4 separate regions of the Homo sapiens genome follow, and regions 1, 3 and 4 are each linked to region 2. A link is a loop called in an ENCODE intact Hi-C map of the cell type or tissue named here. Cell type or tissue: sigmoid colon. All regions are shown on one strand. Region 1 has its middle 72 kb from the start of FAM20B. Region 2 has its middle 23 kb from the start of FAM20B. Region 3 holds the start of LOC124904462 (a long non-coding RNA gene). Region 4 holds the start of ANGPTL1 (angiopoietin like 1).

Evidence for each region. A loop is a pair of places that touch in the nucleus more often than their neighbours do. Peaks named below come from ENCODE experiments on the same cell type or tissue, not always from the same donor. Only the 100,000 strongest peaks of a DNase experiment are listed, where the experiment ranks them.
Region 1: a loop joins it to region 2, with 2.2 times the contacts of the local background. A loop is called at or near these places in 4 of 110 quality-filtered maps.
Region 3: a loop joins it to region 2, with 11 times the contacts of the local background. A loop is called at or near these places in 57 of 110 quality-filtered maps.
Region 4: it touches region 2 in a loop (3-fold over the local background); 8 of 110 quality-filtered maps call a loop at or near these places.

What each region holds. Positions count from the first base shown.
Region 1 is chr1:178,949,439-178,957,438 of GRCh38, reverse strand. No RefSeq gene overlaps it. Among named protein-coding and RNA genes, the nearest start is that of FAM20B, 72 kb to the left of the region's middle. In sigmoid colon, no CTCF peak of the experiment used is centred here; DNase peaks (open chromatin) are centred at 3,588 and 4,188.
Region 2 is chr1:178,998,479-179,006,478 of GRCh38, reverse strand. No RefSeq gene overlaps it. Among named protein-coding and RNA genes, the nearest start is that of FAM20B, 23 kb to the left of the region's middle. RefSeq lists a silencer at 3,444-3,543. In sigmoid colon, CTCF peaks have their summits at 3,591 (motif pointing right) and 6,102; DNase peaks (open chromatin) are centred at 3,598 and 6,058; H3K4me3 peaks cover 435 bases; H3K27ac peaks cover 891 bases.
Region 3 is chr1:178,808,051-178,816,050 of GRCh38, reverse strand. It overlaps RALGPS2 (Ral GEF with PH domain and SH3 binding motif 2), which reads right to left. Exons shown (of 20, transcript NM_152663.5): 5 at 7,923-8,000; 6 at 4,647-4,736. It overlaps LOC124904462 (a long non-coding RNA gene), which reads left to right and starts at 6,268. Exons shown (of 3, transcript XR_007066749.1): 1 at 6,268-6,346. In sigmoid colon, a CTCF peak has its summit at 3,209 (motif pointing left); no DNase peak of the experiment used is centred here.
Region 4 is chr1:178,867,532-178,875,531 of GRCh38, reverse strand. All of the region lies in intron 8 of RALGPS2 (Ral GEF with PH domain and SH3 binding motif 2), which reads right to left. It overlaps ANGPTL1 (angiopoietin like 1), which reads left to right and starts at 4,455. Exons shown (of 6, transcript NM_004673.4): 1 at 4,455-4,791; 2 at 6,309-6,418. In sigmoid colon, no CTCF peak of the experiment used is centred here; no DNase peak of the experiment used is centred here; H3K4me3 peaks cover 4,234 bases; H3K27ac peaks cover 770 bases.

The DNA.
Region 1 (8,000 bases), 49 kb after region 2:
GGCGTGATCTTAGCTCACTGCAACCTCTGCCTCCGGGGTTCAAGCAATTCTCCCGCCCCAGCCTCTGGAGTAGCTGGGATTACAGGTGCCTGCCACCACGTCCAGCTAATTTTTGTATTTTTAGTAGAGACGGGGTTTTACCATGTTGGCCAGGCTGGTCTCGAACTCCTGACCTCAGGTGATCCACCCACCTCAGCCTCCCAAAGTGCTGGGATTACAGGCATGAGCCCCCGCGCCTGGGCTCTAGTGTCTTTTGTCCTGATTCATAGCACTTTTTTCTGTCCTTCCTACCACGTGGTTCAGTGGGAGCATCGTGGACTTGGAACAGGCTGCCTGGGTTTCCTGCCACCTCCACCAAAAATAAGTGTGAAAGCCAACATGTACTGAGTACTTGCCAGGTGCAGGCACTGTACTTTCAGATCCATGACCTCTCTTCATACACAGGAGAATTAATACTCAGGTAGAGATCATTAAATGCCCATTTCACAGACGAGAAAACTAATATTAATAGTTTGCTCCAGGTTACCTGGGTAGTAAGTGATAGAGCTGGGATCTCAGCTGAGGATGCAAAGTCCATGCTTTCTCCCCTAAAGCACCCCGACCCCCAGCATGGGTCCTACCCAGACAAAATCCTCCTTGTCTTTTTTTGTTGTTGTTTGTTTGTTTTGAGACAGTCTCGGTCTGTCGCCCAGGCTGGAGTGGAGTGGTGTGACCTCAGCTTACTGCAACCTCCGCGTCCCAGGTTCAAGTGATTCTTCTGCCTCAGCCTCCCAAGTAGCTGGGATTACAGGCACCTGCCACCATGCCTGGCTAATTTTTTGTATTTTTAGTAGAGATGGGATTTCACCATGTTGGCCAGGCTGGTCTCAAACTCCTGACCTCAGGTGATCTGCCTGCCTTGGCCTCCCAAAGTGTTGGGATAACAGGCGTGAGCCACCACCGCTAGCATTTTTTTTTTTTTTTAAAGGCAGAGTCTCGTTATGTCACTCAGGCTGGAGTGCAATGGTGCCATCTTGGCTCACTGCAACCTCTGCCTCCCGGATTCCAGCGATTCTTGTGCCTCAGCCTCCTGAGTAGCTGGGACCACAGGCACACACAACCACATCTGACTAATTTTTGTATTTTTAGTCGAGACAGCATTTCGCCATGTTGGCTAGGCTGGTCTTGAACTTCTGGCCTTGAGTGATCCTCCTGCCTTGGCCTCCCAAAGAGCTGGGATTACAGGCAGGAGCCACCATGTCTGGCCCCTCCTTGTCTTTTGAGACCTCAGTGACTCGCTTCCTGCCCTTTTAACCCACACTGTAGCTTGGACTGACCCTGGTCTCTCTGTGTGTCCCATGGAATGGGGCAACTGAGGATTGGGTACCATCTCTAATTTACCTCTTGACTGCTGGGCACCTGGCCCATAGGAGGAGCCCAGAAAACTGTGGTGCCTTCTATGGCCACCTGGGCCCCCGGTGCCCGAATTCTCCGCCCTGTGAGGGCACATGCCAGGTGCTGAGGCAGCAGAGACCTTGCTCCACTCTGCCCTGTCCCAGACCTCATCTCCTAGAGTTTCCTCTTAAATTTAAGAGGTCTCCTTCCCAGGAGGCTTCTTTCAGATCCAAATATACAACCAGGGGAAGGTAACTCCAAGCCATGATCATCTTGACATGAACTTACTTGGAATAGGACAGAGGACTGGCATTTTTATTTTTATATGACATTTTTATTATTAACATAACTTTGCAGTAACATTAAGGGAATTTAAAAGCATGCCAATGCATAACCCCTTCTACTCCTCTTACACAATTGTTTTCATTTATCTGTGCCCCTTTCTAACTTTAGTCAGAGAAATACACATTTTTTTACTTATTTCTAATCACAGTGTTTATAAACAATCTTATGTTCTGCTTATTTTACTTAGAACCAGCTTATAAATGTGTTTTGAGACATTTGTCTTCATGTTGATGCATTCTTACATCTGTAGAGTCTTCTATAACATTTTTTATGCTGTAGTTAAATTGTTCCTCAATAGTTGAAGATCGAGGCTCATTTTATAAATAATTTTGTGATGAATATCTTTGTACACACATTTTTCTTTTTGGGGGGAATTATTTCTTCAGGTATGTTTTGGAGGGGCAGGGAGGCCAGCACTGGTGAGGAGACCCATGAGATTGGAAGGGGTGTGTGGGGAGGAATGGAAGGTCGAGGAAGGGAAGGAAGAGAAATATTTGCTCACACAGCAGCTTCCCATCCACCAGCTGACAGGCAGTTACACGTACCAGACATCACTAGGAACTTCTGTGCCGTCTCTGGCTCTGAAAACCTTTGCCCTCTTCCCTGCCTACATTTATACAATTTGGCCATGAGAAAAGACCTCACCTGTGAACCCTACTTATTTAGAGCACAAGGCTGCGGAGCAGTGCATGCATCTATTTGTGCTTGAAGAAGAGAACAGAGGCTGGGTGCAGTGGCTCACACCTATAATCCCAGCGGTCGGGATGCCAAGGTGGGTGGATCGTTTGACTCCACGAGTTTGAGACCAGCCGGGGCAATATGGCGAAACCCCATCTCTACGTAAAATAAAAAATTAGCCAAGCGTGGTGGTGCACACCTGTAGTCCCAGCTACTGGGGAGGCTGAGGTGGGAGGCTAGCTTGAGCCCAGGAGGTTGAGGCTGGAGTGAGCTGAGATTGCACTACCGCACGTCAGTCTGGAGAACGGAAGGAAGCATGAGCTGGTCTTGTTTTCCTTATGAAGGTTGGGCTGAGGATGGAATGTAATACATGCAGAAATGCCCGCTTAGACCTATTGAGGAAGTACCGTGTGCTGGATGCTAAGTACTTTGTGCAAATGATCTCACTGCATGCTCCCACGCAGCGAGGCGGGTGTCGCACATCCTCTCTAGGCGCTGGTCGGTGGTGATCACAAGGTTTAATCCACATATGTCTGACTTACTTCACTTCCAAGCCCTAGTGAGCAAGGAAGATTTAAGTCATTTCCCAACAACTTCAGGAGGCAGCTGGAACTCTAGCCCACACCCCCACCCAGGCTGGAAGAGAGGCTGTGCTGTCGGTGGCGGCGGGGTGGCAGTGAGGTGGCAGGCAGAAGTGCCTGGGAGACCTGAGGAAGACAGCAGCGAAGTCGGCTCGAGGATGTTCTCTAAATGCCGAAGAGGAATTTCTCATCCTTCCAGTTGGGGCTGTAATTGTTAACGCACACGTTCGCCGCTGCCTGTGTCAGAAGCTGCTGGAAGGCAGGGTGTGGTCACATTCTACCTTGGTCCTGAGCGGTGACCAGGACCCAGTCACTGTGGGCTGGAAGCAATGACGGCCAAGCTCAGCTGTGAGGACAGGTGGGGTCCCAGGAGGTGTAAGGAAATGGGAAGGGCACCCCCAGCAGGGGAGAGAGTATGAGCTCAGGCTGGGAGAGGGGAATGAGCCTGGAGTGTGACGGGGCCAGGAGGAGATGGAACTCTCGAGGTTAGGTCCCTACTGGGGAAAGGTGAGAAAGAAGGCTGGGAACAAGGCCCCTGGGTGAGCTTTTGGCCTTGGGAACGATCCTTCTCTAGGTCTGATTTTCTCTGGCTCAGAGCCGAGAACAGCGATGGGCCCAGACAGCTGATTACATTTGGCACTTTCTTGCAATCAGGAAAGGGGAAAAAATAACCCAACGCTAGATTAGGTAAACAACCAGGATCCAAGTTGCCACGTCCAGACCCTGAGTGAAAACAGGCTGCAGTTCAAACAACACTCCCAGATGAGCACAGTCCTGCGGATGCTCCGAGGGAGGGAGGCGGTGGTGCCTTCTCTGCGGGTGGGGCCCAGATGCTGCCCTGGCCAAGGCGAAGTCTTGGGGGGCAGGTGGTGCTTGGGCCAGACCCGTCCCACAGCACCCCCACAGCACCACCAAAATTGCTGCATGGGAGGTGGGAGAAGATCTTTCCTCTGCAAACCCTCCTCTATTCCTCACCCCTACTGTCCCTCCAGACACTCCAGAACCTACCAGGAAACCCTGGGAGGCAGAGACCATCTTTTGGAATCGCCAGGGCTTGCTCTAGAAGCCTCTGTGGCCTAGATTCTAGGTCCCCAACCTTGTTCTCTAGAGCTGGCAGTGGAGAGACATGGTCAGCCCTCTCTCTGAGTCCCACCTCCTGGGCCGTTTGCTAATTTGGGTTGGAACTCTGGTGTTAAGTAAAAACACCAGGGATTCCTGGCAAGGACTCACACAAAATGAGAATGAGAAGTGCCTCCAAGTCTTCCCAAGCCGTGTAAGCAAACAACCCAAGCTGTTGACGGCCTCTGGAGAATACTCCTTGGCAACAGACAGCTCCAAACCACCTGCCTGAGCTTGGGAGCTTCCTCGGCCTGTGGTTTGTGTTAGACATCCTATCCCATGCATCCAACAGACAGCTGGATATTTCCATCTGAATGGAGACACCTCAAGCTCAAGGTCAAAACCAAGCTGACTCCAGGCCCTTCAGGTGTCTGTGTCTCCCACTGTTCTCTCCCTGGGCTGGCACCTCCTTCCACCTGGAGACTAGGGCCAGGGACATGGGATGCACCTTGATCTCCTCTGTCCAGACACCAAATAATCCCCAGCTCCATGTCCTCCTCTCCACCTCTACTGCTGCCTCCCTGGTTCAAGGCTCTCATTCTGGACGGCCGCAGCCCACTCTTTTTTTTTTTTTTTTTTTTTTTTGAGACGGCGTCTCACTCTGTCACCCAGTCTGGAGTGCAGTGGCACAATCTCGGCTCACTGCAAGCTCCGCCTCCCCGGGTTCCTGCCATTCTCCTGCCTCAGCCTCCCAAGTAGCTGGGACTACAGGCGCATGCCACCACACCTGGCTAACTTTTTGTATTTTTAGTAGGGACGGGGTTTCACCATGTTAGCCAGGATGGTCTCGATCTCCTGTCCTCGTGATCCGCCCGCCTCGGCCTCCCAAAGTGCTGGGATTACAGGTGTGAGCCACCGCGCCTGGCCCTGCAGCCCACTCTTGAGTGACCTTCCTGCTTCTCTGTCCTGACCTCTGTCCTGTCATCCAGCCTTGACCCAGCTACAGGGGCGTCCGTGCAAAATACAAAGTTGATCATGCACCCACCCCCATTCCCATAGAATATATGCTGGAGAAAGCAGTTGAAAACCAAATCCTTGTAGGGCAGCCTTCTTACAAGAGTAAAGTGGTGGCACTGTTTCTGCTAGTCAGAAAATAATCTCTGTCCAGCTTCCTTCCCCTGACAGGAAGGGATGGGGAGAAAAGGTAAAGGCTGAATTTATGGCTTCTTATTTAGGTCTGCATGGAGAAGGTCTTAGTGGCCTCTGAAGGCTCATACTGTGAGAAATGTGGGTGGAACCCACCAGGCACGCTGTGTTAAGTTGGAAAGAGTAGTATGAACACAACCTTACAAGTAAATATGTTTCTGTCTCTGTTGCCACCAAAGCAGCACGCTTACCCCGTTTCCCCACCTTCCCTGCTCCACGCTCACATGCAGCCAGCACTCAGATTGTGATCTTTAATAGCATTCTCCATTAAAAGGAACCAGGATTATTTGGAGGAGAGTTGATTCCATATCTTGAAGCAGGAAACAATCAGAATGGGTCTGGAACATCTTGTTGCCAGGAGGTAAGGATGTTTTCAGGAAGTCAGGTGCAGCACTGCCAGGACAAAGGAGTCAAACCAAGGGCGCTCTGGAGCCACGCCTTGGCATTTGGACATTAATTGGAACAGGCTGAGCTAAAGACAGACTGGATTCATTACAATCCTCAAAAAACTTTAAGTGTACAGAGAAGTGGTTGGAGATTAAAAGGAGGCTGGATCTAATGGGATATGTTCATTCGTATTGACTTTTTTTTTTTTTTGAGACAAAGTCTCGCTCTGCTGCCTAGGCTGGAGTGCAGTGGTGCCGTCTCGGCTCACAGCAACCTCCTCCTCACAGGTTCAAGCGATTCTTCTGCCTCAGCCTCCCGAGTAGCTGAGATTACAGGCATGCACCACCACACCCGGCTAATTTTTGTATTTTTAGTAGAGACGGGGTTTCACCTTGTTTCCCAGGCTGGTCTTGAACTCCTGACCTCAGGTGATCCGCCCACCTTGGCCTCCCAAAGTGCTGGATTACAGGCATGAGCCTCCACACCTGACTGTGTATTGACTTTCATAAGTAGGGCATTTCCTATGAACAGGTCTTTTGTTTTTTCTGTTAATTGCTTATCTGTATATAAAGATAGATCTGTGTTTGTCTCTGCTGTGTAAGCAGGAAAGAAGAAATGCAGGGAACTCTGAGTCAGCAGATTTGTTTGGGGGAAAAGTAGGCACTGTCCTAGGACAGGGTTTCTCAGCCTGGGGGTCACACATGACAACTGGGTAAAGAAGGGTCCCTCATGTGTTCCCAATGGGCCTGGAGAGAAGCACAAACTTCACGGACTCCATGCCTCCTCCCTTAGCTGATGAAACTTCACGATGGCCCCTACAAATTATTATACAACACCAATGAGGACACACACGTTTTTAATAATCTAACAGCCCAGGTCACCAATATATCATGATGACAGGGCAATGGACTGTGTAACGCTGCCAAGTGAGATGTGAACTCATCTCATTCCAGGGGGAAAATTCAATGTTGCAAAACCCAGACACCTTTCCAAAAGGTGTGGACTTTAAAAGTCTTAGTGAAGTAACAAGGTTTAATGATGAAAAGGGAGCTCCCCTTATTTGAATCGTCTTGGACTTTGCAGCCCAGCCTCATATCCTTACCCAGAATCAACTGTTCAACCACCCAGACTCTGCAATCCCAGCAGTTCGAGGTGGTTCTTTTTCTTCTTCTTGTGGTCTGGTAAGATTGTTAAAAACCCTAGGAAGGTAAAAATAGTACTTGGTAAAAATCACTGAAATCCTAGGAAGCTGTCAAAATTGGCACCCCAGGAAGGTGTGGAACTTAGGATAAAAAACAAAGCGAAATCCACTGTATTAACACTTTTATAACAGGCTTTGCTGTAAGGGTATTAAACAGTTCAGAATCATGACTTTTTTTGAGTTTTATATATTTAATATCTTTAAAGTAGTTAAGAGGAGCTGCTCTTTATGAATTTAATTAAATGTTTGGTTGGAGGTGTTTGCTTAAGTTTGCAATCAAGCTAAATATTTGTGAAAATCCAATTTGCTAAATTCATGATTTTTTTTTTTTTTAAAGGGACAGGGTCTCACTCTGTCACCCTGGCTGGAGTGCAGTGGTGTGATCATGGGTCACTACAGCCTCGAGCTCCTGGGCTTAAGTGATCCTGCCACCTCAGTCTCCTGAGTAGCTGGGATCACAGGCTTGTGCCACCACATCTGGCTAATTGTTTTTTTGTTTTTTTTAAGAGATGAAGTCTTGGCTGGGCACGGTGCCTCATGTCTGTAATCCCAGCAATTTGGGAGGCTGAGGCGGGTGTATCACTTGAGGCCAGGAGTTTGAGACCAGCTTGGCCAATGTGACGAAACCCTGTCTCTACTAAAGACACAAAAATTAGCTGGGCATGGTGGTGCATGCCTGTAGTCCCAACTACTCAGAAGGTTGAGGCATGAGAATGCTTGAACCTGGAAGGTGAAGGTTGCAGTGAGCTGAGATTGTGCCACTAAACTCCAGCTTGGGCGACAGAGTGAGACTCTGTCTGAAAAAAATAAATAACTAAAACAAAAAATAAAAAAGAGATGAGGTCTTTTTTATATTGTCCAGGCTGGTCTCAAACTCCTGGGCTCAAGGGATCCCTCCGCCTCGGCCTCCCAAAGTCCTGTACTGGGATTGCAAATGTGAACCACCACACCTGGTCATGATTTTTTTTTTTTTCTTTCCCAAGATGGAGTCTCGCTCTATTGCCCAGGCTGGAGCATGATCTCGGCTCACCGCAACCTCCGCCTCCCAGGTTCAAGTGATTCTTCTGCCTCAGCCTTCTGTGTAGCTGGGACTACAGGCATGCACCACCACGCCCGGTTAGTTTTTGTATTTTTAGTAGAGACGGGGTTCCTCTATGTTGGCCAGGCTG
Region 2 (8,000 bases):
TGGTGAGTGAACACACTATGTCTCCTTTGAGCTTGCTCTTCCCACTTTATTTCTCATGCCTGTCAATGTTTATCCCTATTCATCCCATTGTTCAGGCCAGAAAACCCAGGCCTTTTTCCCTGTCGCCTGCTGCTGGTGGTCACCCAGAGACCTCAGAACATTAAAGCAGTACTGGGTCTGAGCAGATGTGTATGGGCAGTGGAGCCAAGAAGGGCTCATTCTCGAATCCTGGGGTTCCTGGGGTTGCCTCAGACTGTCATTAGACTGACACCCCAGGTCTTACAAAGTCAGCTCTTTAGCCTCCAGCTCTGAGTTACCCCTTTGGTCCCACTGGGGTGGGGCCTAGATATCTCACCATCTCGCCCACTGCCCTGTTCTCTCCCCTTTCTTTTGGGGTATCCCTGCACAAAACAAACAACACCCCACCCCCCGCAAAACCCACTTCTGCCTCATTCATTTGGCCAATATACACAGGCTTCCATTCATATAATCTCATGCAAGTAACTACTTTGGAGAAGTAGTCTCCAGCGTTGCAGGCAAAGCTGAAGCTTAGACAGTGAACCAATATTTGGTGATTGAATGAATGACTCTCTGTTTTCAACACCTTTGGATCACATACCCATTCACCCTTCTTCCTTATACATGGCAGAGTTCCAGTGTCTACATTTGCTTTCTTCTTAACGATTTAAATGGATTCTCTCATGTGACACAGAATCTTCCTTGGGACACAGTGACCTTTACAGAGGATTCCAGGAGCAGATGCAGCACAGCTCTACATAAGGTGGAACAATATGCGTTGTTTCATTTCGACATACATTTTCAATGATTTGCTTCTTTTCTGCCAACTAACATAACCTGGCAGGATTTTCATTCAATCATTCAACAAAAATATGTTGAGAATTTACTCTGTGCCAACCACTGTGCTAGGGGCTGGTGTAGAAAAATGAACAAAACACAGTACAATCTCAGCCCTTGAAAAACTATACACTCATGAGGCAGTACGATACGTGCTGTAGGGTGGGGGCAGACAGGACAGTCGCCTAAGGGGGTACATGGGAGAGGCACTTATCTCAGGCTTCATTTTTTTAAGCTTTTTATTCTGGCTAGGTATGGTGGCTCACACCTGTAATCCCAGTACTTTGAGAGGCCAAGGTGGGAGGACTGCCTGAGCCCAGGAGCTCATGAGCAACTTGGGCAACACAGCAAGACCCTATGTCTATTAAAAATTTTTTTAAAGCTTTTTATTTTGAAAACTTCCAAACAAACACAAATATTGAGAGGATAGTACAATGAGCTCTCACATATTCATCACCCAGCTTCAACAACAATCAAAATGATCGACATTTTGCCATTTTTGTTTCATGTACCTGTTCCCATATTTTTTCTTGAGTATTTTAAGACAAATCCCACCTATCATTATCATTTCATCCATTTCTTTTTCCTTTTTTTTTTCTGAGAGGGTCTCACTGTGTCACCCAGTCTGTAGTACAGTGGAGCAATCACAGCTCACTGTAGCCTTGATCTCCCCAGCTCTGGTGATCCTCTCACCTCAGCCTCCAGAGTAGCCGGGACTACAGGCACGCACCACTACACCCAGCTAATTTTTGTATTTTTTGTAGAGACAGGGTCTCACTATGTTGCCCAAGCTGGTCTCAAACTCCTGGTCTCAAGTGATCCTTGGCCTCCCAAGGTGCTGGGATTACAGGTGTGAACCACTGTGCCTGGCCCGTTTCACCCATTTCTTTCTTTCTTTCTTTCTTTTTTTTTTTTTTTTGAGACAGAGTGTCGCCCTGTCACTCAGGCTGGAGTACAGTGATGCGATCTCTGCTCACTGCAACCTCTGCCTCTCAAGTTTAAGCGATTCTTGTGCCTTAGCCTCCCAAGTAGTTGGGATTACAGGTGTGCATCACCATGCCTGGCTAATTTTTGTATTTTTAGTAGAGATGGGGTTTTGCCATGTTGCCCAGGCTGGATTCAAACTCCTGACCTCAGCTGATTTGCCTGCCTTGGCCTCCCAAAGTGCTGGGATTATTTGCATCTCTAACAGATAAGACATGACCTAATCATTCTCAAAGGGGTTAAGAGTACTTCCGGGAGGCAGCAGCACCTAAGCTGAGGCCTGGAGAGGAAGTAGCCTTACCACCCGGGTGAAAGATACAGGAGGGGGCCTTGGGGAGGAAGGAGAAAAGTTTCAGATCAAAGGAAGTTTGGTGGCGGTCAAAGGTGAGGGGAACATGGTGTGTTTAGCACCTCTTTACTCACCTGTGGTCTGTGGACCTGGAAGATTCATACTACCTGGGAGCTTCTTAGAGCTTCAGAACCTGGACCCCCAAACCAGGCTTGGTGAATTGGAATCTGTATTTTATCAAAATCCCCTGGTGATTTGTTTACAAATCAAGGTCCTCCACATCTGAGAGGCTGGCTGTTTAGGGAACTGCCTATAATCTCAGCATTTTGGGAGGCCAAGGCATGGAACCAAGGCTGAAGTTCCATGTCACAGGAGGGAAGAATGGCGAGTGATGTGGCGAGAGCAAGGGGTGAGGTTAGGGAGGTCTGTGAAGCCAAGACACACATACCATTTTTATCCTGAGACCAGAGAAGAGTTGCTCAGTTTTGAGCAGTGGGATGCAATTTGCCTTGAGGCGATGGCTCTGCTACAGCGGGGAGAGTGGATTGAGCTGGGGGAGAAGGAAACAAGTTAGGTTTTAGTTCCTTTAGAAGCTGCAGGTTGCACTTTGGAGCCCAGCGGCCATGGTGTATTTTTATCATGTTCAAACCCCAGCTTGGCTTTTCACACACTGAGTGGCTGTGACTTAAGACACAGCTATTTAACTTTTCTGAGCCTCTCCTTCCTCATTTGTCCTAGGCATGGCACCTTCTTTTTATGAGACCTCAATCACAGCGTCAACAAAAAAACGAATGTCCAGAATGGAATCTGATTTTGATGTGTTAGGAATTCAGATGGAATCAGAAATGCTACAACTGGCTGGCTCTATACCGACTCCTAGCCCAGATGGCAGAACTCAGGCCCCTTTCCTTCTACACAGCTGTGTGGTCAGAGAAAGAGCCCAGAACTGGGGCTTAGGAATCCAGCTTCTAGAAAATTCAGCTCAGTGCTCCACCTAACCTGAAATCTCCGCAGAAAAGCAGCTCCACTCTCCAGCCCTCCATGCACATTCCATACCTGCCTGCCTGCCTGCCCCTGCTTAGGCTGTCTCCTGCACCTGAAGTGCACGTGTGCATGCGCGTGTTTACTCCACATTATGTTTGGGACACTGTGCTCAGTGCTTTGGGTGAGTGAGAAACACTCTCTTCTTACCCCATCAAAATCCATCCTACCCTTTGAGCTCATTTCCTACACGCCTTACCCATCTGAACTCAAATGGCCTGTGAAGTCATACCCCAGAGTTGAGAGCACCTGGTGGGGACATTTCGCCAGGGGAGAACGAGTCAGCAGGCCCTGATAGGGCCAGGTCCTCTCCCCAGGGTCTTGTGAAGTGAGCAGGGACAGAGCAAGGTCGGTCAGGGAGGGCCTGCAGGGGTCGTTTGGCCAAAGGACCGTGCCGGGGCCTTTCCTCTCTCCCCGTGCTGCACCTCCAAACATGACCACACGGGGTCAGTGTCCTTTCATGCTTGAGTTGGTGACCCCAGGGCTCTCTCTGCAGGGTCTTTCTGCCGAGTTGTAGCTAATTGTACAAAAACTTCCCCGAGGCTGGGAGCAAAGTAATCTTTTACGCCAGAATGACCCAAGGTCAGGGTGAAGAAGAAGAGCAGCAGATTGTTTTCACAGTCATGTTGTTTCACTGAGAGGGGCCCCTGGAGCCCTGCATGGATGCCCTACACAGGCCGGCTCAGAGCTCTCTGGCTCATTAGTAAGCACTCATTCGGGCAGACGGCTGGGGAGGCGGGAAGGCCAGCCACAACAGGGAAGACGTCTGAATTCCGCACACTTAAATCCCTCTGGAACATTCAGGGGTCCCAATCCACAGCAGACTATTCCTGCTGGTCCTGTTTTTTGTTTTTGTTTTTGTTTTTGTTTTGGAGATGGGGTATTGCTCTGTCACCCAGGCTGGAGTGCAGTGGGATGATCACAGCTCACTGCAGCCTCGGCTTCCCAGGCTCAAGCAGGCCTCAGCCTCCCGAGTAGCTGGGACTGTAGGCATGCGCCACCATGCCTGGGTTTTTAAAAATTATTTTTTGAGATAGGGTCTTGCTCTGTCGCCCAGGCTGAAGTGCAGTGGCACCTTCTTGGCTCACTGCAAACTCCGCCTCCCAGGTTCAAGCGATTCTCTTGCCTCAGCCTCTCGGGTATCTGGGATTACAGGCATGTGCCACCACGTCCTGCTAATTTTTGTATTTTTAGTAGATATGGGGCTTCACCATGGTGGCCAGACTGGTCACAAACTCCTGACCTCAAGTGATCCTCCCACCTCGGCCTCCCAAAGTGCTGGGATCACAGGAGTGAGCCACCGCGCCTGGCCCCATGCCTGGCTTTTAAAAAGTTTTTCTAGAGGCGAGGTTTCCCTATGTTGCCCAGGCTGGTCTTGAACTCCTGGGCTCAAGCAATTCTCCTGCCTTGGCCTCCCAAAATGCTGAGATTATAGGCATAAGCCACTGTGTCTGGCCACCAGTCCTGTTTTTAAAGTCTACAGCAGACTCAGCCTCAAGTACTGCTGCTGGTGGTTGAGACCTCAGCCCAGGCCACAAGGGCCAGGGGCTCACCCTTCACAGGAGGGTGGTGGGTACTGACACAATGGCCAACCACCCTGCCAGGCAGGACTTTGCTGGGGGAAAAGTCCCCAGAGGTCTAATCCAGCAAATGCATGTCTCACTGGCTCACCCACCCTCCTGCTCCCCAGAGAAGCAAAGAGTTCCTCAGCCTTATGTTGTTGATGGCTCTCAGGGCCTGAGATGAGGGCTGGGATGCGGACTTTGGAGAATGGGCTAGGGACCCTAGAGGCTGCTGAGGGCCAAGAATGGCTGTTGGTATAAATCCCTGGGCCCCACACCACAGTCCAGGCACAGATCAAGTTTTGTGAAGTCTGAAGCTTATATAATTTGGAGATCTCTTCAAGAAAAATAACACAAAATAAAAAAATACAAAGTTGAATATAAAAGTAAATATTTAGAATGAGAAAATAGATGACATCAAGTTATAAATTTTTAAAGGCTGACAAATACCACAAACATCACAAAATCCAGAAAATTCACGTTTTTATTAACTGATACACTTCTATAATATTTTTCCATGTGCTTCTGTCTGCCTACTCTTTGATGACCGCTTCAAATGCCAACAATTTTGTAGTGCCATTTTCTATAGAAATAATAGAAAGATAATTTAGTGTTTTTTCCAGCATAGTTGATCAAAAATTTCTGTAATATTGCTATAGGTTTATGGTTAACTCAAGAATTTCATACATTCTATTTTTTCAATCCCAACAAATAAATAAATGTACAGTGCGTTTATAATTGTATTCGCAGCAGTATTAAGAATAGTCACGACAGGTCAGGCATGGTGGCTCACACCTGTAATCCCAGCACTTTGGGAGGCCGAGGCGGGTGGATCACCTGAGGTCAGGAGTTCAAGACCAGCCTGACCAACATGGAAAAACCCCGTCTCTACTAAAAATACAAAAAATTATCCAGGCGTGGTAGTGCATGCCTGTAATCCCAGCTACTCAGGAGGCTGAGGCAGGAGAATCGCTTGAACCCAGGAGGCAGAGGTTGCATTGAGCTGAGATTGCACCGTTGCACTCCAGCCTGGGCAACAACAGCGAAACTCCATCTCAGAAAAAAAAAAAAAGGAAGAAAGAAAGAAAGAAAAAAAGGCCGGGCACGGTGGCTCACGCCTGTAATCCCAGCATTTTGGGAGGCCAAGGAGGGCAGATCACGAGGTCAAGAGATCAAGACCATCCTGGCCAACATGGTGAAACTCCGTCTCTACTAAAAATACAAAAATTAGCTGGGCATGGTGGCGGGCGCTTGTAGTCCTAGCTACTCAGGAGGCTGAGGCAGTATAACTGCTTGAACTCAAGAGGCAGAGGTTGCAGTGAGCCGAGATTGCATCACTGCACTCCAGCCTGGCAGCAGAGGGAGACTCCATCTCAAAAAAGAAAAAAAAAAATAGTCACAGCAAGGGGGAATATCCTGGAAGAAGAAAATGTTGACTAGACATCAGTGAAAAGCGAACCCTGCCTTTTACATTTACCATAGCTGAAAGAATTTTCTACAAACTAGCTTCTGACTCCATATGTTTTCAACATTCTTTCTGTTCCACTTCCCACCTACTTCCGGTGCCAGGTATTGAAAGTCACATTTATATTTGGATAGGACCTTTGGTATTAAGTCAATACAGTAGACAATGGAGATGCCCCTAGAAGCCATTCCTTGACTGAGGGAGGGGCTGCTAGAAACTATACTTGAAAGTGACTGCAAATCACATAAGTGAACATACTCTCAACTCAATTTCTCCTTAGATAGAGATTAAAAATGCCCACAGCCACTCCAAATACCACCCAACAAGAAAGGAAGTGTGACTGAGGGATGTCAGGGAGGGAAAAGACTGTAGTCTTAATTCTTAATTTTTTTTTTTTTTTTTTTGAGACGAGTCTTGCTCTGTCATCCAGGCTTGAGTACAGTGGCTTGATCTCAGCTCATTGCAACCTCTGCCTTCCATGTTCAAGCAATTCTCCTGCCTCAGCCTCCCAAGTAGCTGGGATTACAGGTGCCCACCACCACCCCCAGCTAATTTTTGTAGTTTTAGTAGAGACAGCGTTTCACCATGTTGGCCAGGCTGGTCTCGAACTCCTGACCTCAGGTGATCCGCCCGCCTCGGCCTCCCAAAGTGCTGGGATTACTTACAGGTGTGAGCCACCATGCCCAGCCTGTAGTCTTAATTTTTTATTTTTATTTTTTTAGAGACGGAAGGCTCACTAGGTTGTCCAGGCTGATCTTGAACTCGTGGCCTCAGGTGATCCCCCAGCCTTAGCCTTCTGAGTAGGTGGCACTACAGGCAAGTGCTACCACACATGGCTGTAGTCTTGATTGTTGTTAATATATCTCACTTTTCCAAATTTTGCAAATTTTAAACCAATTTCTAGGGGCCTCACCCAGGAACTTGGAAGGGTCCTTGCAAGCGAGGGGTGCTGAGGCTGAAGCTTCATTAGTTTCATGCTAAATCCGCCCCCGCCTGGGACCCATCACTCTTCCCTCCCTTTTTCCCTTCCCCCTTCCTGCAGAAATTGCCTGCTTTCTTTGATCTCTGCTTCCCAACTCTTGTTGCTTCTGGTGGAGGAATTTCTTCCCTTTCCAGACAGAAGGCAGAACAGGTCTCAGTCCGAAGCCTCTCTGGGGCTCTACCCTCCCTTCCAGTAAACATACGGTCTGTCTAAGCTTTCTGCTGATTTGACAGCTAGGACAGCAGAAAGGGAATAGAATGGATTCTTCTAATGTGCCTTTACCTTCTTCTTTCTACTTGGGTGCCACAGAGTGACAAAGTCACACATAGATGTAAATGATGCACTGTTAACTGTGACCAAAGGGCTGATGTGAGTCCTAATATTTCAGAGGAAAACAGATCTGAGATGTCCTGGGAAATAATAAAGGGTTACATCACATCGTGCCTGGGCTGTGGGTGTGTGAGGGCCAGGGCTCTTCTAACAGGCAGCAACCAGGGCCTAACCCATTGCTTTCACTACCCCCATGCACGTTCTCATTTATGATATTATTTCGTTTAACAAGATTCTTCCTTTAGCAATCAGGCAAAGATCATGGCCTAGTGTTTTCATGCAGGGATTTCTTCTGGGCATTTTTTTTTGGGAAATCATATATTTTTTTCAAATCCCAAAACCTGAGAAAAATGAATTTGATAAAACAGGCAAAAGTATGATAGTTCTATGAGCACTGAAGCTTAATCAACATAGGGAAATTTCCGATTTGAAGGACTCCATTGACTTCAAGTCAAAATTTGGAGCAGGAAAATGCTGACAACTCCAAATTGA
Region 3 (8,000 bases), 190 kb after region 2:
TCCACAAAAATGTTCATAACAGTTTTATTCATAAAAGCCAAAGTAAAAACAATATGTGCATTAATAAGCAAATGATGAAGAAATTGTGGAATATCCATACACTGGAAATCTACTTAGCAATAAAAGAATTATCAATAACATGCAATGTGGATGAATCTCAACAACATGGTGAGCAAGAGTAGTCAACCACAAGTAATAGCTTTCTGTAGGATCCCACTTACATAAATTCCCAGAACAGCCTTCATCTATATTGTAGCAGTGGGGTGTGTTGGCAGGGCAATATGGAGGAAATGTTGTTTGGGAAAATGCTTGAAGGAACTTTGTTGCAACATGAAGGGCTTTATGAGAAATGGGCCCTTACCAGACACTGAATCTGCTGACACCTTGATATTGGACTTAATCCTCACAGTTCTCTAGAATGTTCACTGTTTATAAATGTTTGTTTTTACAAGCCACCTAGTTAACGGTATTTTTGTTATAGCAGCCAGAACAGACCAAGACAGAAATTAAGGATCAGTAAATCTGACTACTAAAATTAAGAACATGTAAATCAGAAAATACGAAAAAAGTGGTAAGACAAGCTACAAATAGCAAGATACATGCAAAGCTTATGAGAACTAGCATCTAGAGTTATATAAAGAACTCCTACAAAAATCAATAGAAGACTGCCAGGCGCGGTGGCTCACACCTGTAATCCCAGAACTTTGGGAGGCCGAGATGGGAGGATCACCTGAGGTCAGGAGTTCAAGACCAGCCTGACCAACATGGCAAAACCCTGTCCTACTAAAAAAAAAATACAAAAATTAACTGGGCATGGTGGTGTGAGCCTGTAATCCCAGCTACTTGGGAGGCTGAGGCAGGAGAATCACATGAACCCAGGAGGTGGAGGGTGCAGTGAACCAAGATTGCACCACTGCACTACAGCCTGGGCAACAGAGTGAGAATCCATCAAAATAAATAAATAAATAAAAACAAACAAACAAAAAAACCAAAACACACACAATAAAAGACCAATACCAAAACAGAAAACTGCTGAAAGATCTTAAACAGACCTTTCAAGAGAGAAAACCTAAATGGCCAACATAGAAAAGATGTTCACTCCTATCAGATTCAATGAAAAGCAATTAAAACTAAAATGAGATAAATTTCACATCCACCAGAATTGGCAACAATGAAAAATTTTGACAATATCAGATGGTGACATGGATGTGGAGCAACAGGCATCTTCATACATTGCTAGTGAGCATATATAAATATAAATCAGTTTGGAGGTTATCTATAACAAAGCTAAAGAGACGAGGGGACAGGTACAGTAGCTCACACTTGTAATCCCAGCACTTTGGGAGGCCAACATGGGAGGATCACTTGAGCACAGGAGTTCAAGACCAGCCTGGGCAACATAATGAGACCTTGTCTTTACAAAACAAAACAAAACAAAAAAACAGAAATTAGCCACAGGTGGTGGCATATGCCTGTAATCCTAACTATTCGGGAGGCTGAGGTAGGAAGATTGCCTGGGCCCAGAAGGTCAAGGATGCAGTGAGTTGGGATCACACCACTGGCCTTCAGCCTGGGTGACAGAACAACAAGATCCTGTCTAAAAAAAGAGAGAGAGAGAGAGACTCAGTAATTTCACTGCTAGTACGAACTCTGTATTTCTAGGGCTTCAACCGTCACATAAGCACCAAGAGACTCATACAAGAATGCTTATGGCAGCAGGGCTCATAATAGCCAAGAATTTGGAAATAATCCAAAGTACATTGAATAATTTGTGATATATACAAATAGGATACTCTACAACAGAGCTACTCCCAAAACCATTAAGTAACACTGCTGAGTTATGAAAGTACAAAAGTAAATATGGAATAATTCAATTTAAACAAAATCCAAAAGCATATATTTGCAGCAACATATGATTCAGAAACATACACACTGTAAAAGAAAAAATTCAAGGCAGTAGTTCCCATTGCAGTAGAAGGGAAGGAGGTGGCATATGAAGAGGCATATGAAAATTCCCAGTGGTCAGTGGGTGCATGGGTATCCACATTATCATTCTTTTGATACTTTAAATATTCTTATATTCTTTTGTATCTATGTGATGGTAAGTTTGATGTGTCAACTTGTCTAGACTATTAGTATCAGTTATTTAATCGAACCCTAATCTAGGTGTTGTCATGAAGATATTTTGTAGATGCGGTTAACATCTACAAATCAAGAGATTCCACTTGATAATGTGTGTGGGCCTCATTTGATCAGTTGAAAGGCTTTAACATTGAAAATTGGTGTTTCCTGGAAAAGAAATTCTGCTTCAAGACTAGTGCCTAAACTCCTGAGTTTCCAGCCTGTTGGCCTACCCTACAGATTTCATACTTGCCAGTCCCTTCAATTGTATAAGCCAATTCCTAAAATCTATTTATACATTTTATATTTAGATCTCTTTATACATGTTTATACAGAATGCTACGGTTCTATCTCTCTGGAGAATGCTGACTGATAACAATACTCAAGTAAGAGACCTGCCAGTTTTATAACAAACAGTATAGAAGGCAGAGAGTCAGAATAGAAGGGTTTAAGGGACAATGAGAAAAAAACAATTATGAGTTTAGAGCTTGGGATGAAGGCAAGTGCTGTCAAAAATAATTCAAAGTCTGAACTGAAGTTAAATGATTGTTTGATGAAGACAGTGGTAGGTTTGAGCAAAATTTGGTGGTTTTGAGTGGAACATACAAGTAAATTTAAAAACTAACAAAAATATCAGAAAATAATAATGCAGAATCCATGAAGAATCATTAATTTTTATTAGTTAAAAACCAGTATTGGCCGGGTGCAGTGGCTCACGCCTATAATCCCAGCACTTTGGGAGGCCGAGGTGGGAGATCACTTGAGGTCAGGTGTTCAAGACCAGCCTGGCCCAACATGGTGAAACCCCATCTCTACTAAAAATACAAAAATTAGCCGGGTGTGGTGGCATGCACCTGTAGTCCCAGATACTTGGGAAGCTGAGATGTGAGAATCACTTGAACTCGGGAGGCAGAGTTTGCAGTGAGCCGAGATCGCACCACTGCACTCCAGCCTGGGCCACAGAGCGCAACACCACCTCCAAAAAAAAAAAAAAAAAAAAAGTATTTACCTAACATATCATCACAAAGAATTTCTAAAAATATTTTGACACTTTTGCAAAATATCAAATTTGTAGAAGGCTAGCTCTGCCACCTAGTGCCATAGAATGTTAGAATACAATTGCTCCCATGTTCTTAAGGAAAATAGGAAAGAGTTATGACTTTTAATAACTGTAAACATGATATCCTCATTTTATTCTGCCTTCTTTCATTCACATGTGAGGAAAGTTACGTATTTATTACAAGAGTAATGAATGAACGTGGCTACAATTACCATACTTCTTAGTGAACTTAACATTAAAGGAAACCAAAAATATATTACCCTAAAATATACTTCTTTGACATATTTTGAGATAGCTATTCAGAGGGCCTACGGACAGATATAGCCCTGAAAAGCTGCCCTTTGTGGAGGAGATTCACATCTGTAAAGAAAATCTACAATGGTGAAATGAACAGCTAGGCTTCCTCTGAGCATCCTCTCCCTTGTCCAGATCTAGGAAAGATTAACTCAACCATAGGCGACCCCAACTATTCTTTCTGAGGGTAGCTCTGAGATTATCTGAGATACTTCCTTGAGATATCTGTCTTTGCTTAACATGTTCTTCTCCCTTCGCTCTCCCATAACCTGTAATGCCACCTCCCCTAGAGCTCAGAGAAACTTGGTCTCAGGACTTCGTTCTCTGGGCTCATTCATTTTACCTGAAAATCACTTACTCTTATGTACCCCCTCCCCCAAAACTCCCCTCTCCCCAGTGAAGAAGATATTTAAGCATCAACCATTTGGCCCTGCTTTGAGTTTATACTTTGTATGACTCCTATGCACATGTAATAAATCTGCTATGCTTTTCTCTCATTAACTTGTCTTTTGTTACATCGCTGCCGGCCTTGACCCTTCATGATGGAGAGGGAAGGGCTCACTCCCCCTTTCTGCCCCTCCAACCAAATTCAGAGTTGTTACAAGTTTTAATAAAATCTTGGTATCCTTTGTAGAACATCCTGTCTCACCCTTCTAATTTCCAACTACCTTTGAAATCCATTCTCCATTTCTCTTGCTGTATTTATTATCTATGTCACACAATAACTGTTCAGTTAACAATGTGGTAATATCACATATACCATTCTCTTAAAAATAAAGTCTTATTCTTCACATGGTTCACTTCAGAAGTGAAGTAGTATTCTCCTACTTAATTCTTTATGGCTTTCTTCATCACCTGCAGAATAGTCCAATATTTTATAAATATCATACTTTACCATAATCCAACCTTTGTCTACTTATTCAGTAAAACAGATCACATAATTCAGCTACTCAGAGAGTGGGAGGAAGAATATAAAAGAAAAGGTAGGAAAACAGGAAGAATAAAGGAAAAGGCAGAGAAAGTAGGCATCCAATTTTAAAAATTGACTTATATCAATGAGTCTTATTTTTCCAGTATCAATAAACAGTGAATAAAGCATCACGAATATTTATTCACTTACAAACATTTATGAATGGTTGAACTCAAAAATAAAAACACAAGTTTTTCTTACCTTAGCAGTTTTAATATAGTGGCTCAAAACTTCTGCTCTAATTTTTAATGTTTGAGCATGAAGAATCTCTCTAACAACCCAAAAGCTTACCTGTAAATAAAAATTTTAAATAAATATCACTATGATTTTTAATTTGTAAGTTTTTTTGCTGTATTTTAAAAAATTTTGGCAGAATTAGGTAAGCTCTAAAATTAAACATTGTTAAAGGTGCTACTTATAGCAGGTTTTTCTGTGGCTGTGTAATTCTACATGACTGTTTATTTAGATTGAGTAGAATCATAAGTGAAGATTCCCAAGTAGGGTTTTCTTGGTGTAAATAAAATATCAAAAGAAAAAAATATATATCTAAGTTAACATTCTAAGATTAAAACTGCATTTCAAAAATTTTGTAATGCTTTCAAATAAAACCATCTTGATTTAAAAAATAATTAAAACTAATTTATTAGAAGGCAGATTAGATATATAATATGATAATGCTCTACTCTGAATAGTTTGCTTATTATATGATACAATATGTCCATGTAATACACTTTAATTCATGTACTATGAAAAAAAGTCAAAGCACTGTAAGTTGGTTCACTTATACAAATCTAAATACAGAATATAGTTCAAAATTATTGTGCAACAAATAATGCCACTGCCTCATATTTCTTCACATTTTTAATGAGAAATATTTCAGATTTTACTTGCAATTTTCATCTGTAAAGAAATGTCATTATGTATGTATTTTACATATATTTTACAAATATATATGTAAATATAAAGTATACATATTTTACAAAGTCACCTTAATACTTGTTACTATACTTGGGCTACTAAAAGTAATAATCCTCCCCAGTTCTAACAAGGTTTACTCCTAAAAAAAAAAAAAAAATCAAGTTATGCTATGGAAATCTTAACAATAACCTTAGCAAATATCAACTACGAATTCAAATCTAAAGTGCATGTTCACCAACTTAATTAAATTTAACATCAGGCAAATTTTAATACAAATATTATGGTGATTTGTTTTGTTTTGGAGACAGAGTCTTGTTCTGTTGCCCAGGCTGGAGTGTAGTGGGGTGATCTCGGCTAACTGCAACCTCTGCCTCCCAGGCTCAAGTGATTCTCCTGACTCAGCCTCCTAAGTAGCTGAGACCACAGGTGTAAGCTGCCATGCCCAGCTAATTTTTGTATTTTTTTAAATTGAGACAGGGTTTCACCACGTTGCCCAAGCTGGTCTCAAACTCCCGAGCTCAGGTGATCCACCAGCCTCTGCCTCCCAAAGTGCTGGGATTACAGGCATGAGCCACTACACCTGGCCAACGTGACTTTTTTTTTTTTTAAGACAAGGTCTTAGTATGTTGCCCAAGCTGGTCTTGAACTCTTGGGCTCAAGTGATCCTCCTGTCTCAGCCGCCCAGCAGCTGGAACTACAGGCACTTGCCACTGCACCTGGCTTAGACAAATGCTGTGGTGATTTTAAGCATACATTCTTTGTCACTCTCTATCAAAAGTTAGGACGTATATCACTTCTTACTGAATCTGGGCAGGCTTGTGACTGCTTTGATGAAGAAAGTGTTAGTGAAAGTGACACTGACTTCCAGGACGAGGTCATAAAAGACCATGCAGCCCCTGCCTCGATTGCTGGAACATTCTCTTGGAGAGCCCTAAGCTACTATGTAATAAATCCAGCCACCCCGAGACCCCAATACTGGAAGGGTAAGTGTACGTGCTCCCCAAATGACAGTCCATTAAAGCCAACTACATTTAAGAACACTGACCCAGAATAACCAACACCAAGACATGGTTTCATAAAATTACTGGACTCACAAGAAAAAGTATTTTTGCTATCAACCCCTAGAATTGCTGGGTTACATATAACAAACTGTTTTTTTTTAATGTATTTCTGAATTGGAAGAAAAATAAAGGATTTCCTCTAGAGATCAAAAACAAATAAGGAAATAAAAGCAAAGCAGTGGTTACAAGAGTGGGTACTGTAACTGCCCTTGGAGGATTTCCTATCTCGGTGACATTAGGGGCTTGGGACTTAATGCTCCTTCAAAGACATAATACAAGGCCTCACACCTCTCCGCTCCTCCATTTCTATCTAATGCTACTCAAAGGTCTACAATCTCAGTGAAAAGGCAGACTAAAACAATTCACTTATTTTTCAACTCCCTTGAAAAAGGGAGACAACATACAAGTGCATCTATAATAATGTAAGCTCTGGGTGGTCAAGGAGAAAAAAGAAAAACTCTTTCATAAGAATTTGTAGACTGAGAAGAGTGACTCATGCTTACAATCACAGTGCCTTGGGAGGCTGAGGCAGGAGGATCGCTTGAGGCCAGGAGTTCGAGACCAGCTTGGGCAACATAGTGAGACCTCATCTCCACAAAACATTCTTTTTAAATTAGTCTGGCGTGGTGGTGCATGCCTGTAGTCCTGGCTACCTGAGAGGCTGAGTCAGGAGGACTGGTTGCAGTGAGCTATGACTGCAGCACTGTACTCCAGCTTGGGTGACAGAGACCCTGTCTCTAAAAAAAGAAAAAATTAATTTAATTTTAAAAGAAGAATTTGTTAACTACAGGCTGCCTTTAACTGGATTTGGTATTTAAATTTTTACTACAGAGAAGTACAAAGATGCCCCAAGCAAAACAATAAACATAAAAAACAGTCCCAGGTCTGCGACAACCCTACGTATGAGCAAAAGCAAACAAAAAGCCTCTTAGAATAATGTATTCCCTCAATTGAGGCAGCAGCAAAATTCTCATGAATAAAGCTTAAACAGACACGAGCTTTCAAGCCAAAGATACAAAATTCACTATATATCTTTGAAAAAACCACTTTAAGAATGAGCAGAAATAGAGTAGTAGTACCCCAAGAAGTTCCAATAATAACACAGAAACTATGTTGAAAATTAATAAATTTTAAAAATAAAATAAAAATAAGAAAAGAGCATGACTGGTGTAAAAGCATAGAGATTTGAAACAGATAAAACACATCTGAAGAGAATCAGTGAACTGAAATGTAGATCTGAGGAAATCACTCAGAATGGAGGACAAAAACAGAGAGAAAATATGTAAGGTTAAGAGACAAGCAGGAAAGAATGTCAAGTTCCAATAAATTTTCAATAGGAGTTACAGAGAAAAAAAGAGATCATGCACAGAGACAATACTTGAGAGATACTGGCTGAAAATATTCCAGAACTGATGTAAAAAGTTAAATTATTTCTTAAGGAAAAAGTATATATTGAGGAACTGAATTTCAGACACAGTATCAAAATTTATAAACTCACATGATTGAATCTTCTTGTGAAGGCAACTGCATTTGGTGCAGAACTATATTTTTCTTTTTTATTCCATCCACAACTTGA
Region 4 (8,000 bases), 130 kb after region 2:
AAGTGATCCACCCGCCTCAGCCTCCCAAAGTGCTAGGATTACAGGCATGAGCCACTGCACCTGGCCCAATATACATGTTTAAATCTCCCCTACTTATAAAACAAAATCTAAGCAACTCTTCCTTCAAATCTGATCCCACGCCTCAAGATAACATCCTTGTCCTCCCTTCAACAAACACCTTGGAAGAGAAACATACAATAGTACACTTCTTTTATTCTTCGTTCTATTTTTAATGTAATATTTGATACACATGTGTCAGGAAAATTGTGAAAAACTTTGAGATGGGAAAAAAGATTACTGGGTATCCTGTCTCCAGTGCACCCATTTGGTCCTTCTGAGCTATTTTACAACTCTGCACAGCTGTTGAAAACTGGTAATACAAATTATTGTCCATAAACATGCCAAAGAATTATGTCCAGTGGGATCTAATCAGTGATGACCAATTTTGCAACTATTTGTAAATTTACTTCAGCGTTCCTGATTGCATATATGTGTGTTACTTTGAATTCTCCCTTGACACATTTTTGATTCCCTTATAAATTTAATAATTTAAATGAAAATTCTGACACATATTCATTTCATATTTGTGTGAGAATCGTGATTTCACAAAAATTATTGCCGGGAACGGTGGCTCATGCCTGTAATCTCAGCACTTCGGGAGGCTGAGGCGGGCAGACTGCTTAGGAGTTTGAGACCAGTCTGGGCAACATGGTGAGACTCCTGCCCTAAGAAAAAATTATCAACACATGTGACACTTGTTGTTATCAAACAACATAATAAACATTTGTGAAAGACCAGTCAACTTATGACTACAACATCCCTAAGGAGAGCTAAAAGATTCCTCAAGGAAATGGCACGGGGATGTTGGCATATGTACATCAATAACAGCAATAGAAGATATAAAAAAGTAGCACAGAAAAGTTTAAACAGGAGTTTCATAAGAATTCTGTGCAAAAAAATGTCATTCCTTGCTGATGGGATCAGAGAAAGCTTCAAGGAAGAAGTGGGATTTGAGCGGGGTACTAATGTGCCAGTTCTTGCCATTCTTCCATCTTATTAAACTCAGATGACAACTCGCCTGTAGTCACTCGCTATACTGTGCTGTCCAATATAACCACTTGCCACATGTGACTACTGTTTCGTGGGTCTATTCTGAATTGAGGTGTATTTGAATATAAAATAGACAAGATTTTGAAGAGTTAACATGAAAAATTAATGTAAAATATCTATTAACTTTTTTATTGGTTACATGTTAATATTTTAATATGTTGGGGTAAACTACTTTAAAAAAGAACTACGACATCATCAATACTGTTGCATCTATCTGTATGTTCCTTCTCTACTTCATCTCCTTGCTTCCTGTCCAGAAGTAACCATTACCTTGAACTTTAAGATCATTCCCTTATTTTTTCCCCGACATTTGTCTGTATTCCTACTTTTGCCTATTTTTGAGCTTTAAAAATCATATTTTATTGTATGTGTGGATTAAATAATAGTATTTGTAATGTTAGAAAAGTGTCTAGTATGGGAGGCTGAGGCAGGAGAATGGCGAGAACCCAGGAGGCGGAGCTTGTAGTGAGCCGAGATCGTACCACTGCACTCCCGCTTGGGTGACAGAGCAAGACTCCGTCTCAAAAAAAAAGTGTCTAGTACATACCAAGTGATTTATAAGCATTTATTAAATAAAATTTAAAAATATGGTCTTCTGTGGTTGCTTCGTCTATTTTGTTTCTAAGACTTGTCCACGCTGTTAAATGCTGCTGTAATTCCTTATAATGAGAACAAGCTAATGTGTGACAATTGTAACTCATCCATTTTATTTGATAGACTTTTGAGTTACTCCCATCCCACCCCCAACCATGTTGCTATAGACATTCTTATACACATCTCCCAGTACACATGTACAAAATTTCTTCAGGATATACAAACATGCCTAGGAGCAAAACTGCCAAGTGCTAAAGTATATTAATATTCAACTTTACAAGATGGTGTCACATTATTTTTCAAAGCTGTATCAATTCATACTCCCACTCACGGTATATAAGCTTCTGTTGATCCACATTTGTGCTAACAATTGGTATTATCCATCTCAATTTTGCCAATCTTCTGAGTATAAAATGGTATCTCTCTGTGTCTTAATTTTTATTTCCTTGATTAGTAATAAGGTTAAACGTATATATTTCTATGTAATAAATGTTTCTGTTCATTTTTTCTTTTGGGTTGTCTTTTTCTTATGGATTTCTAATTTCTTAATGTATTGTGGACACTAATTTGTCAGTTAAATTTTATCTAGTCACCCTTCAACACACTAAATAATCTGAAATCTGTATGTATCACTTATTTTGGCAATGGCATTAATAACTTTCTCATTCTAAGTCTTAAAACATCTCTCTTGGTCTCCCCTCCCTATGTAATGTCTCTGCAGTATTGTAACCATTCTCGTCTAGTTCTCAGGTTTTCCCTACCTTGAACTTTCGTATCTTCCCCCTAAGCCCCCACCATTCTTCTTTTTCCTCATGTTTCTTGTAAGCTGGTTTCCTGGAAATTGGTATCATGGTCTGTCATTAACCTTCCTTTACATTCTACATGTACTTTCTCTAGTATCTTAGTTCCATAGCTTTAGCTACTACCTAATTGCTGGTGACTTTCAAATCTCTCCATATAACTGAGCTCCTGACTTTCATTTTCAATTTAACATATCTAACCATAATCTGTCCCTAAATACCTGTCATTCCAATTTCCTACCCTGGCTAGTGATATTACTAAGTGCTCAAGTTAGAAAGCTCCAAACTGCTGAAAGTTTAAAAGCTCAGAAAGAATTTATTATCTCTTATTTTTCCCAGATTTAAGCCATTAGTGACTACAACATAATTACTGAATGCTCAAGAAACGATACATAATACAAATCAGAGGCCAGAAGCTGGCAGCACATCTGTCCCAATGTTTTTTAAAATCAGGAAGTATTACAGGAAAAATCTAAATGGCTCTTTTTTCCTGAATAATGGGAAGATCTGGCAACACTGTCTCATAATCCTTCATGGCCACAAGCACAGCTGAGAAGGTGCAGGCAGATCCCTTTAAATTAACCAAAAGGATGCCAACTTGCCATAAACTTCATTTCCCTCCAGTATCTTACTACTGATTTACTTCACTGATTTATATTACCTGCTCCATTCTTCTTGTGAGCATTTGCCTTTCTAGGCCCTTGTGTTTGCAACCTCTGGTATACCTATATATGGCATAGGAATTCAAATAAATGATTCTGTGAAAGAGGTAGAAAATAAGCTCAGACTTTAAATAAAGGATGTGGATCAACAGTGTGGCCTAACAGAAAGAGAAACACAGCACAAGCTACAGCAATAAGGAAGGGAAAGCACAGGTATGTAGAGAAAGCCCAAAAGTTTTATCTAGAAGCAGCTTACAGCAACTAGGTAATCAATGACAGAGAGTGTGGCATAATGCTTTGGCATTAGATTCAAATCCCAGTTCCACTACTTAGTACTTAAGTGCTAAGCTAAGTTACTTAAGCCTAAGTTTGTGTTTCTTCAGCTACTGAGTTATTTAACATTTCTTCAATTAATGAAATACAATAGTATAGTTGTACTCAACACTTATTCATTTCTTCCACCACCTTATTTCATAGCAGAAGAACCTTGCCAGAGGCAGGTAAAGTGATTTGTCTAAGTTCACATAGCTGGCATAGAGTCAGAGCTTCCTTGTTTTTTACTCAGTTCAGGGTTATGTTTGTTTTTAAACCACACCACATCAATTAATAACAAGAATGACCTTTTACAGAGAGGAGAGGTCATTTTGTAGAATAGGAGGATATGACATTATGTAACACCAGAATGTAATATTTAAAAGTCTTAAGCATCTGAAAGAATTTCACTTATGTTTGGTAATTATATATAAAGGCTGTTTTATCTTAAGACACATTACACAGTAAGACATAACATACTACAACAACATCAAGTTTCTTGTAAGTTTAAAACCTTCATTAGCAACTTAGTAAAATGTTTACAAATTCTTCTAGGCTATAAAGAGTATTTATTACATTATTTAGGTGGCTGCCTCCTGACAAAGTCTAGCTCTTGTTCTTTGTTAACAAAAACCAAACTCATCAGCCTGCAACTACTTCTAAGTGAAGTGGAGCACTATTTTTTTTTTCGGTATTCAACTTAAAAGATCTCTGGCCAGCAGACTAAAATGTTTGTTTTATAATTGCCCGCTGAACTATGATAGTTTGTTTCCAGATGGTGCCCTTCCTTCAACCTGCACACAATCTCTCCTTGTTCAAAACTATTCAACCTCCTGCTGATCCCACCCCCCTATTTAAGGCTACAAAGAGGAAATCCTAAGGAGATTCCCGCCCCCAGTCTCCAGCAATTTTTGGTGATGTAATATGTGGGCTGAACTTGAGTCTACTGAGAAAGAGGGAATCACTATTCAGGGGTACTGTATATACAATCTGGGTCAGCTGCAGCTGGTTACTGCATTTCTCCATGTGGCAGACAGAGCAAAGCCACAACGCTTTCTCTGCTGGATTAAAGACGGCCCACAGACCAGAACTTCCACTATACTACTTAAAATTACATAGGTGGCTTGTCAAATTCAATTGATTAGTATTGTAAAAGGAAAAAGAAGTTCCTTCTTACAGCTTGGATTCAACGGTCCAAAACAAAAATGCAGCTGCCATTAAAGTCACAGATGAACAAACTTCTACACTGATTTTTAAAATCAAGAATAAGGGCAGCAAGTTTCTGGATTCACTGAATCAACAGACACAAAAAGGTATTTAATATTTCTTTTATTTAAAAATATTATGTATAGCAAATGCATAACTATTTTATATTTGTAGTAGAAATTTCAGAATCTTTTACTAAACAAAGACCTTTGGAATATACTACAGTTTATCTCATCTGAAAAAGGTTTTATCTTGCAACTTGACATAAAAACATTAAGTACTGTGCAATGGTTAATGCATTATTTGAGGTTCAATTTAATGATGTTTAGTGTATATGATTACAGACTGATACATGCATGCCATGCTGGGTTTCTGAAAACAAGTGCTTTAGTGACAGTAGAAAGAAATTTTAACAAGTAACAGATTAAATGTATAAGGCTTACAGCACAATGATTAAAAACAAAGGAATACAAACTAAATAGTCGTGAACACAATTAGTTTCTCTTCCTGCAGCCACAGTGTGTGTGCTGAAGATATACATAAACTGTTGGATTTCTCAGTGTAGTCATAAAACAAAGCTAAGATACAAAAATAGTTGAAAGTCTTTGCAACAAAATCTCAATTACAGTATAACCAAATATTAAGCAGAAATTCTTGTACAGATTTAAGATTAATCTATGGCATTTCTTGTTCCAACTCAAAATTTTAAATAGCTTTCCAGGCTTACATGTAATAGTAATTTAATTTGGATGACAGAAATTAAACTTGCTACAAATGGAATCACTTGGAAAAGCTAAGTTATTGATATACACACAAAAGCATTATGTAAGTGGTATTAACAATAGAAAATAAGAACCCAGAAGATGTAATTAAATTCATGACTAAAAGGCCAAAAATATGTAATATTTTAGGTAGAAATAATTTTGTTAAGCACACATAAGAGGTTTCCTTCAATATTCTATCTGGGAGCTTTTTTTACATGCATTATAAAAACTATTAAAGATAAAATTACTCGTTACCAATAGTATGCCTTAAACCAAAGACACTTAAGTTTGTTAGATTTGGGGCTCCTTTAGCCTTGTAAAAATTAAAGATATTAATGGTTAAGAATCTTGAACAAGCAAATAATGGTAAAGCTAAAATTTTTTCCAACTTTGCTTTTGTGTCCTTTCCTTAAAGATTTAAAACTGTAAATGCTGGCAGGATTTCTGTTAAACACATATTTTACAAGAAATTCTAACAAAATTTCCAAGCAACAGTGGATCTGAAATACTGTCATCTCTCTTTTTTGTTGTTGCATGCTATGGGAAGTGCAGGACTTCATTAAGCCTCAGTTCTTACTGACGCTGTCTTAAGGCAGGCATTTAATCTGAACCCCAAATTACACAGATAACTATTTATCCTTTTCTTAAATATATCCAGGGGATTAGATTGTTCTCAAGTCTCTTCCCAGAACATATTTCACAATCTAGAAATTCTTTATCTAACATATCCTGAATGCTTCATAAATTTAACTTCATTGCCTCATGCTGTTTTCAGTGCATGACACAGCCAGTTAAATGCCTCTGTGAGTTTACCATCTGAAAGGAGGCAAATCCTGACTTTCGTTTCTTCTCTCTACTAGCTGGCAATATAGCAACTATGAAGAGAAAAGCTACTAATAAAATTAACCCAACGCATAGAAGACTTTTTTTTCTCTTCTAAAAACAACTAAGTAAAGACTTAAATTTAAACGTAAGTATTCTATAACTAATTTATAACATTCTCTTGGGGCCTAGGAAAATTTTAACATATACAGAAAGTTTTATGAGGTAACATAGATTTATGGATCTTTTGCTTCAAAACTGAACATATGTGAGAAAATATTAAATAAGAGAATGTTTTCAGAAAACATAACAGTAAATGTATTTTTAAAACCAGTTCTTTACTCCTGACGTAGCTAGTCTACTACTTAAGAAATGTGGCTCCTTGCCCTGCTTTAAGTGACAGTGAAGCCAATACTTTTGTATTTATTAAAAAAAAATTATATTTATTTAAAAACTAAACTTTTAGTTGCCTCCTTTAAATGCTAATTTAGACCACTTTCTCTTATGGTAAACAGTGATTTATCTTATGATTTAATCTTATAGGAACCACAATGAGCCAAGGCAGAATACACACAAGGAAGCTGTTTTTGTTTTAATTTAGATTAGCATTTTGGTGTTTTTTGTTCTTCAATGACAACACTGATGCAAAGTCCTAACAGCAGTCTTGGATGATGCGCTTTTAGCTGTTTTATAAAAATCTGTGTCTGGTATTAATACAAGCTGTTCAATCAGAATATTGCTCATAAAATTCTATTTGTTTTAGAGTTTTATATTACTTCCTGCATTTTCCTTGTTTTGGTAGTTTATTTCATAGTAAATATTATTTAAGTAAAATAATTTTATGATCTCAGAGTTTCCATTCTAGTATTAAAATGAATGGACTTTAGCAGTGGTAAGTTAAATTAAATATATAGGAAAAATGATATGCATGTGCCCAGGAGGATGATGGCTTTTATTTCTTGTCCCTAGTTTTTAAAATAACCCATATCTAAATTCCACGAATCTGGAGATATAATAAATGTTTTATTGGTTTTTGGTATAGGTAACTCCTACATAGTAAAAGTCTATTTTTAAAAATAAAATAGATGACTGTTTCTAAATTTTCTATATATGTCAGAAAGCAAGGTATGAAAACATAAAAAGCTAAAAAAAATACCCATGTGTGCTTTGGCTATCAGTCAGCAAAAGAAGGCCTCGATAGAAATACAGATTGTTATGTCCTCCCTATCTTTTGTTTTCATTCCCTCTCTTGTTAGTAAAATAATAATAATTCTCCATACTCCATCTATATTTGCCTTATTTTCATTATCTACCCATTTTGAAGACACTATTCAATTGAAAAATACCAAAAAAGGAACATGGTTTTAGAAAGTGAAAGTAGCAGTAGTCTTCATGACGACAGCATAAGAGTTATATTTCATTGACATGACCTTTGTTTTCGGGAGGGGTCCATAATCATAGGTTAGATATATAACTATCAGCTGACAGAATACATACAGAAGGAAAGAAATTGCCGCAGAAGAGTCTGAGATGTAAAAAAATGATCTGGCAGAACGTGGACACAAATTCTACCAAAAATTATCCATAAATACTTTTGCATAATTAAGTAACCGGTCAATGAAAAGGGACATAAACCAGGAAAAGGCAGCGAAAAACAAGAAACATAAACTTAAGACTCCTCTGTGGTTATGACATGACTAGGGTAAAAATCATAGGTCTAGAAAAGTTAG